2 separate regions of the Homo sapiens genome follow, and region 2 is linked to region 1. Evidence: read pairs that join two places in POLR2A ChIA-PET (ENCODE). Cell type or tissue: Panc1. All regions are shown on one strand. Links, peaks and the distances in the headings refer to the core of each region. The heading gives the core; the rest is flanking DNA.

Region 1 (4,392 bases), core at 165-4,164:
ACAGCACCCAATCCAGAACTGACTCTGCACCTCTAAAGTCTCTTTAGAATCACGCAACACAAGCTTAAATCTTTTTTTTTGATCAGAATAAATTTATTGGACATTTTTTAAAAAATTTCAAAACCTAAAATAAAATAATATCCAAGTATAAATGCAATTTTCCTTTTAAAATATATACGATGCAACAATTACATTTATGAACTAATTCTTAATACATAGGTATAAAAATGTGAATTTATTTGAAGTGACCTCCAAGCTTAAATCTTAAAATAAGCCCTTCCCAATTCCTTCTTAATAACACACCCCATAGTTGCTGTGGTGTGTTCTCATTCTTGTTTGCTGCAGCAAACTAAATAAACTTTGTTTAACATTATATGGTTCTTATGGTCTTTGGTTGGTGGGTTTGGTTTTTGTTTGTTTGGTTGGTATTTTTAAGATAGGGTCTTGCTATGTCACCCTGGCTGGAATGCAGTGGCACGATCATAGTTCACTGCAGCCTCGACCTCCTGGGCTCAAGCAATCCTCCCACCTCAGCCTCCAGAGTAGCTGGGACTACAGGCATATGCCAGTGCATCAAGCTAACTTTTAAATTTTTTGTAGAAACAGGGTCTCCCTGTGTTGCCCAGGATAGTCTCCAACTCCTGGGCTCAAGCAATCATCCAGCCTCAGCCTCCTGACGTGCTGGGGTTACAGGCGTGAGCTATGGCACCCAGCCCATGGGCTTTGATACATAACATACATCAAACTTTTAATAGTGACTAGCTCTATGGGTAAGAATACAGGCAATTTCTTCTTTCCAATGTATATATTTCTTTTCTTTCTTTCTTTCTTTCTTTTTTTTTTTTTTTTTTTTGAAGCAGGTTCCTGTTCTGTCGCCTAGGCTGGAGAGCAGTGCCGCAATCACGGCTCACAGCAGCCTTGATCTCCTGGGCTCAGGGAATCCTCCCACTTCTCAGCCTCCCAAATATCTGGGAGCAGAGGCATGCACCACCATGCCCAGCTAATGTTTTGTATTTGTTATAGAGGTAGGGTTTCACCCTGTTGTCCAGGCTGGTCTGAAATTCGTAGGCTCAAGCAGTCAGTCCCACTCAGCTTCCCAAAGTGCTGGGATTACAGGTGTGAGCCACCACGCCTTACCTATACTTCAGTATGGTTTGAATTTTTTATTACAAGCATGTATTTGTTGTATAATGAGAAAATAATAAATATATTTTGATTGGGGCAGAAGAAGGACCTCAACTGGCTCCGCTTTGCAAATGAGATAAAGACCATATTTTTAGTATGGCATACAAGGCTCATGTTAATCCAGTTCTACCATTTTCTACAGCCCCATTGCCACAGCTCCCTCACTATGTTCTTGAATCTCCAGCAGGGCCAAACTTCTCTATTTCCCAAATCCATTCCTATTCCATTTTCCACTGCCTTCTATCCATTAAACAGGCAAGCATCATTCTTCCTGCAGCACTCTGACTTCACCCCACCATCAAAATAAAGAACTTTCTCGGCTGGCTCATGTCTATAATCCCAGCACTTTAGGGAGGCTGAGGCGAGTGGATCACTTAAGGCCAGGAGTTCAAGACCAGCCTGGCCAACATGGCGAAACCCCATCTCTGTGAAAAATACAAAAATTTGCCAGGAGTGGTGGCGCATGCTTGTAATTCCAGTTACTCGGGAGGCTGAGGCAGGAGAATTGCTTGAACCCAGGAGACAGAAGTTGCAGTGAGCCAAGATCACACCACTGCACTCCAGCCTGGATGACAGAGCAAGACTCTGTCTCAAAAAATAAATAAAATAAAATTTGATTTGAACAAACGTGAATGTATAAACAAAACATGGTATAATGCGCTGCTTAATGACATTTGGTCAATGACAGACACATAAGGTTATAATGAAGCTGAACACTTCCTATTGCTCGGTGATGTGTAACTGTTGTAACATTGTGCAATGCATTACTCATGTGCTTGTTATGATGCTGGTGTAAACAAACCTACTGTGCTGCCAGTTGTGTAAGTCTAGTGCATAGAATTATGTACAGTGCATAACACTTGATAATAAACAACTCTGTTACAGGTTTGTGTATTTACTATGGTTTTTATCTTTATTTTAAAGTGGACTTCTACTTCTGAAAAAGAGTTAACTGTGAAACAGCCTCAGGCAGGCTTTTCAGGATATGGAGTGAAACTAACCCAACAGCCATCGTGAGTGAGAGCAGGGCAGTCACACCCCATTTGATCCTGTAGAGGGAAACTCTCTGAGCTGAGACACTGTGGTAGGGAAAACTCCCACCAACCACTTGAAAGGGGCATCCAGCAGAGACTTCTGGTTTGGGCTTGGAAACTACCAAATTGGGACTCAACTGTTTTCAACTAATCAGGACTGAATGAGTTTGAGTTCCTCATTTGCGTATACGGACCTGATTGAGGACTGGAGCAGGACCTTTCCCTATTTAAGCCAGAACCCCTTTTTGTTCTCCAGAGCATGCTTTCTTTTTATATCAGAGGCTTCCTCTCCCAATCTGCAGATTGCTCATTTTTAGAAAATAAAGCTCTCCTTTGTCTTTCCCCTGCAGACCTCATGGTCTTTTATAAAAAAGAAGGTGTTTCAGACGACATTGTTATAAGAGATGACAGCTTCATGCATATTACTGCCCCTGAAGATCTTCTAGTGGGATAAGATGTAGAGGTGGAAGACAGTGATATTGATAATCCTGCCCTTGTTTAGGCATAGGCTAATGTGTGTGTTTGTGTATTAGTTTTTTTTGTTTTTTGTTTATTTATTTATTTATTTATTTATTTATTTATTTATTTATTTTTTATTGATCATTCTTGGGTGTTTCTCACAGAGGGGGATTTGGCAGGGTCATAGGACAATAGTGGAGGGAAGGTCAGCAGATAAACAAGTGAACAAAGGTCTCTGGTTTTCCTAGGCAGAGGACCCTGCGGCCTTCCCCAGTGTTTGTGTCCCTGGGTACTTGAGATTAGGGAGTGGTGATGACTCTTAACGAGCATGCTGCCTTCAAACATCTGTTTAACGAAGCACATCTTGCACCGCCCTTAATCCATTTAACCCTGAGTGGACACAGCACATGTTTCAGAGAGCACAGGGTTGGGGGTAAGGTCACAGATCAACAGGATCCCAAGGCAGAAGAATTTTTCTTAGTACAGAACAAAATGAAAAGTCTCCTATGTCTACTTCTTTCTACACAGACACGGCAACCATCCGATTTCTCAATCTTTTCCCCACCTTTCCCCCCTTTCTATTCCACAAAACCGCCATTGTCATCATGGCCCATTCTCAATGAGCTGTTGGGTACACCTCCCAGACGGGGTGGCGGCCGGGCAGAGGGGCTCCTCACCTCCCGGATGGGGCGGCTGGTCAGGCGGGGGGCTGACCCACCCACCTCCCTCCCGGACGGGGCGGCTGGCCGGGCAGAGGGGCTCCTCACTTCCCAGTAGGGGCGGCCTGGCAGAGGCGCCCCTCACCTCCCAGACGGGGAGGCTGGCCGGGCGGGGGGCTGACCCCCCCACCTCCCTCCCAGACGGGGCGGCTGGCCGGGCGGGGGGCTGACCCCCCACCTCCCTCCCGGACGGGGCGGCTGGCCTGGCGGGGGCTGACCCCCACCTCCCTCCCGGATGGGGTGGCTGCCGGGCAGAAATGCTCCTCACTTCCCAGACGGGGTGGTTGCCGGGCGGAGGGGCTCCTCACTTCTCAGATGGGGCGGCTGCCGGGCGGAGGGGCTCCTCACTTCTCAGATGGGGCGGCTGCCGGGCGGAGGGGCTCCTCACTTCTCAGATGGGGCGGTTGCCAGGCGGAGGGTCTCCTCCCTTCTCAGACGGGGCGGCAGGGCAGAGACGCTCCTCACCTCCCAGATGGGGTTGCGGCCGGGCAGAGGTGCTCCTCACATCCCAGACGGGGCGGCGGGGCAGAGGCGCTCCCCACATCTCAGACGATGGGTGGCCGGGCAGAGACGCTCCTCACTTCCTAGATGGGATGGCGGCCGGGAAGAGGTGCTCCTCACTTCCTAGATGGGATGGCAGCCGGGCAGAGACGCTCCTCACTTTCCAGACTGGGCAGCCAGGCAGAGGGGCTCCTCACGTCCCAGACGATGGGCGGCCAGGCAGAGATGCTCCTCACTTCCCAGACAGGGTGGCAGCTGGGCAGAGGCTGCACTCTCGGCACTTTGGGAGGCCAAGGCAGGCGGCTGGGAGGTGGAGGTTGTAGCAAGCCGAGATCACGCCACTGCACTCCAGCCTGGGCACCATTGAGCACTTAGTGAACCAGACTCCGTCTGCAATCCCGGCACCTAGGGAGGCCGAGGCTGGCGGATCACTCGCGGTTAGGAGCTGGAGACCAGCCCGGCCAACACAGCGAAACCCCGTCTCCACCAAAAAA
Region 2 (4,392 bases), core at 193-4,192, 240 kb after region 1:
TGATTTGGCTCTCTGTTTGTCTATTGTTGGTGTATAGGAATGCTTGTGAATTTTGCACATTGATTTTGTATCCTGAGACTTTGCTGAAGTTGTTTATCAGCTTAAGGAGATTTTGGGCTGAGATGATGGGATTTTCTAAATATACAATCATGTCATCTGCAGAGACAGTTTGACTTCCTCTTTTCCTAATTGAAATTCCTTTCTTTCTTTCTCTTGCCTGATTGCCCTGGCCAGAACTTCCAATACTATGTTGAATAGGAGTGGTGAGAGAGGGCATCCTTGTCTTGTGCCAGTTTTCAAAGGGAATGCTTCTAGTTTTTGCCCATTCAGGATGATATTGGCTGTGGGTTTGTCATAAATATCCCTTGTTATTTTGAGATACATTCCATTAATACCTAGTTTACTGGGAGTTTTTAGCAGGAAGGGCTGTTGAATTTTGTCGAAGGCCTTTTCTGTATCTATTGAGATAATCCTGTGGTTTTTGTTGTTGGTTCTGTTTATGTGATGGATTACATTTATTGATTTGTGTATGTTGAACCAGCCTTGCATTCCAGGGATGAAACTGACTTGATCATGGCAGATAAGCTTTTTGATTTGCTGCTGGATTCGGTTTGCCAGTATTTTATTGAGGATTTTTGCATCGATGTTCATCAGTGATATTGGCCTAAAATTGGATAAAGAGTCAAGACCCATTGGTGTGCTGATTTCAGGAGACCCATCTCACGTGAAAAGACACACATAGGCTCAAAATAAAGGGATGGAGGAAGAAGATCTACCAAGCAAATGGAAAGCAAAAAATAAATAAATAAAGGGCAGGGATTGCAATCCTAGTCTCTGATAAAACAGACTTTAAACCAACAAAGATCAAAAGAGACAAAGAAGGCTATTACATAATGATAAAGGGATCAATTCAACAAGAAGAGCAAACTATCCTAAATATATATGCACCCAATATGGGAGCACCCAGATTCATAAAGCAAGTTCTTAGAGACCTACAAAGAGATTTAGACTTTCACAAAATAATAATGGGAGACTTTAACACTCCACTGTCAATATTAGACAGATCAATGAGACAGAAAATTAGCAATGATATCCAGGACTTGAACTCAGCTCTGGGCCAAGCGGACCTAATAGACATCTACAGGACTCTCCACCCCAAATCAACAGAATATACATTCTTTTCAGCACCACATCGCACTTATTCTAAAATTGACCACATAATTGGAAGTAAAACACTCCTCAGCAAATGTAAAAGAACAGAAATCATGACAAACTGTCTCTCAGACCACAGTGCAATCAAATTAGAACTCAGGATTAAGAAACTCACTCAAACCCACACAACTACATGGAACTGAACAACCTACTCCTGAATGACAACTGGGTAAATAATGAAATGAAGGCAGAAATAAAGGTGTTCTTTGAAACCAATGAGGACAAAGACATAACATACCAGAATCTCTGGGACACATTTAAAGCAGTATGTAGAGGGAAATTTATAGCACTAAATGCCCACAAGAGAAAGCAGGAAAGATCTAAAATTGACACCCTAATGTCACAATAGAATAAGAGAAGCAAGAGCAAACAAATTCAAAAGCTAGCAGAAGGCAAGAAAGAACTAAGATCAGAGCAGAACTGAAGGAGATAGAGACACAAAAAACCCTTTAAAAAAATCAATGAATCCAGGAGCTGGTTTTTGGAAAAGATCAGCAAAATAGACAGACTGCTAGTAAGACTAATAAAGAAGAAAAGAGAGAAGAATCAAATGGATGCAATAAAAAATGATAAAGGGGATATCACCACCGATCCCACAGAAATACAAACTACCATCAGAGAATACTATAAACACCTCTATGCAAATAAACTAGAAAATCTAGAAGAAATGGATAAATTCCTGGACACATACACCCTCCCAAGACTAAACCAGGAAGAAGTTGAATCCCTGAATAGACCAATAACAGGCTCTGAAATTGAGGCAATAATTAATAGCCTACCAACAAAAAGAAGTCTAGGACCAGATGGATTCACAGCCAAATTCTACCAGAGTAAAAAGAGGAGCTGGCATCATTCCTTCTGAAACTATTCCAAGCAATAGAAAAAGAGGGAATCCTCCCTAACTCATTTTATGAGGCCAGCATCATCCTGATACCAAAGCCTGGCAGGGGCTTCACTTTTTAAGACTGGGTTCCTGGTATATCTTTCTGGAATCAATACCTGTCAAGAAGCAGTGTGATACCCTCAAAGTGCATTGCACCTGAACCTGAGTAATTACCTGTAGTGTTTATTTTTTTGTTCACTCAACACATTTTCATTGAGCACCTGCTAAGCACTGGATTCTTTTAAGCATTGGAGAAATAACACTGAAGAAAACAGGCAGAAATCCTGAACTTCAGGGAGCTTAGGTTGAAGTGGGAGAGATGATAAATAAAATGAATTGGCAAGGTATGTGCTGTGTTGGGAGGTAACCAGTGCCATCTCCCTCGGCCTCAGTTTCCTCATCTGCAAAATGAGAAAATGGGGCCACACCTCCAGTGTTCCTTCCTTCCACCTCTTCTCGAGATTTCCTGTGATTTTTTTTTTTTTGCATCACTTCATAAGGAAATCCAGTAGTCTTTCTTACCTGCAGATATTCTTAATGAGAACACAGAAATGTTTCCAACAGTGTGGTTCTGCATCGTTCTTCTGGTGACAGTGATTGTGTCTGCCCAGGTGCATGGTGGGATGTGGTGTCATCCATAGTCTATCTAGGTTGAGGCCAGGGCCCATCTGTGCTCTTGTGGGCTTGCTGAGCCCAGTGCTCCCATGTGTGGGCTATAGGAAGGTGGTCAGGTAAATAATGAGATGGGGGTCCCCTCTCTGTAATGTGTATGGGGGTTGACAGGAATGGGGAGATGGGAGGGACCCATTTCTTCTCAGGACACAGCTCAGCTTGCATGACTTCTGGATAATGGGGCTTATAAAGTGATTTCTGTTTTTTCTCTCCTGGCTTGGAGCTTTCTGCAAATGGGACTGCTGCTGATCTTCGGTAATATGTATTGTGCTTTTGGAGTATATAGAGTGTTGCTTTCTCCTGGGTTTAAATCAACTAATGAGTACCCACCAAATGCCAGTCACTGGGTGAAGTGCAGGGAATGTGAGGGAGAGGGAGTGGCAGACACTCCTTTGGGGGACTTGCAGGTGGCTGGTTGGGGGACTGCCCAGTGCTTGGGAGCGGTGACCAGGGCTGTGAGCCCTCCGTGCGTGGTGCTATTTGTAACAGCTGGAGAAACAAGTGGTGAATATGCAGGGGGGGCACTTCCCATCTACAGAGGAGAGGACTTGCTTTTCTGTTTCCTGCATTCACTCTGCCGAGTCCTGTGAGTCATGAGGAGGGCGTGGGGCTGCAGGCGATGCCCTGTGTTCTCAGATGCCTCCTTTGTTGGAATGCCGAGAGACAGGGAAGCCTTGCTGTCCTATGACAATGGCCAGAGGCAGGGCCACCTGGCTGTAGGACACTATCTCTTGGTGGGTTTGGAGTATGAATTTGTGTGGTTGGTAGCTGGGATGGAGTGTGAGCGTGACTCCTCTCACCACCCTCTCTGGCTGAGGAACAGCAAGGCCACTGAGGTGGAGGGTGGGTTGGAAGGGTGGCGTCTTCTGTGATGGTGGGAGAAATTGGAGTAGAGGGATGACTGTGAGCAGTTGCCAGGTCTTGAGGTCAGGTGTGAGGAGGAATGGCAGAGCTGGATGGCACAGCCCTAGAAAGTGGAAGAGCAGCAGGAGGCCTGGAGGTGGGCCTTTTGGCCCTTTGGTGCACTGAGCCAGGAGAACAGGCCAGAGAACAGTCACCTCCTCTCGAGAGGGTTATGGGGGAGGAACATTCTTGGGGATCTCCAGAAGGGCAGTAAGTTGTCTGTTTTCTTTTCTGCTGAATCTCAGGTAAGGCCCCTTCTGTTGTGGGGATGGGTGAAGGGGTAAGGCAGGAGCAGGTACACCAGTAGGGAGCTGGGGCAATCCTGGAGCCTGTGGACCCAAAAGAAAGAGCAGGTTTGGGTGCCGGGGTTGGCAGGTTCCATGGGGGATTGGTGGGCACAGTGGGTTGGAGCTGCAAGATCCAGCCAGTCATTCCTTCTGCTGCTGCTCATCACCTGCACCTGGAACCTTGTGCCCCTTCATAAAGCATGAAGCATTCTTAGCTGCTAGTGACCTGGTGGTGTCCTTTCTGTCCAGTCTTGTCCCTACCTGCTGTCCACCTTAGCTCCTTGCATTCCTGGCTGCTTTGTGCTTGCTGGCTTTGTCATCCCTCTACCTTCTCCTCCCCATTTCCCTGATAGGGTCATCCTCGTCTTAACAGATCTGGCATTAATTCACTCACTCATTCATTCCACTGACACTTACTGCTGTCTGTTGAGTGCC

What was found. Peaks named below come from ENCODE experiments on the same cell type or tissue, not always from the same donor. Only the 100,000 strongest peaks of a DNase experiment are listed, where the experiment ranks them.
Region 2: POLR2A ChIA-PET joins it to region 1 with 6 read pairs; 3 of 35 experiments call an interaction of 5 or more read pairs at or near these places.

Annotation. Positions count from the first base shown.
Region 1 is chr18:36,074,101-36,078,492 of GRCh38, forward strand. No RefSeq gene overlaps it. Among named protein-coding and RNA genes, the nearest start is that of RPRD1A, 8.7 kb to the left of the region's middle. In Panc1, for the core only: no CTCF peak of the experiment used is centred there; a DNase peak (open chromatin) is centred at 1,961; H3K27ac peaks cover 315 bases.
Region 2 is chr18:36,318,510-36,322,901 of GRCh38, forward strand. All of the region lies in intron 1 of FHOD3 (formin homology 2 domain containing 3), which reads left to right. Among named protein-coding and RNA genes, the nearest start is that of FHOD3, 23 kb to the left of the region's middle. In Panc1, for the core only: no CTCF peak of the experiment used is centred there; no DNase peak of the experiment used is centred there.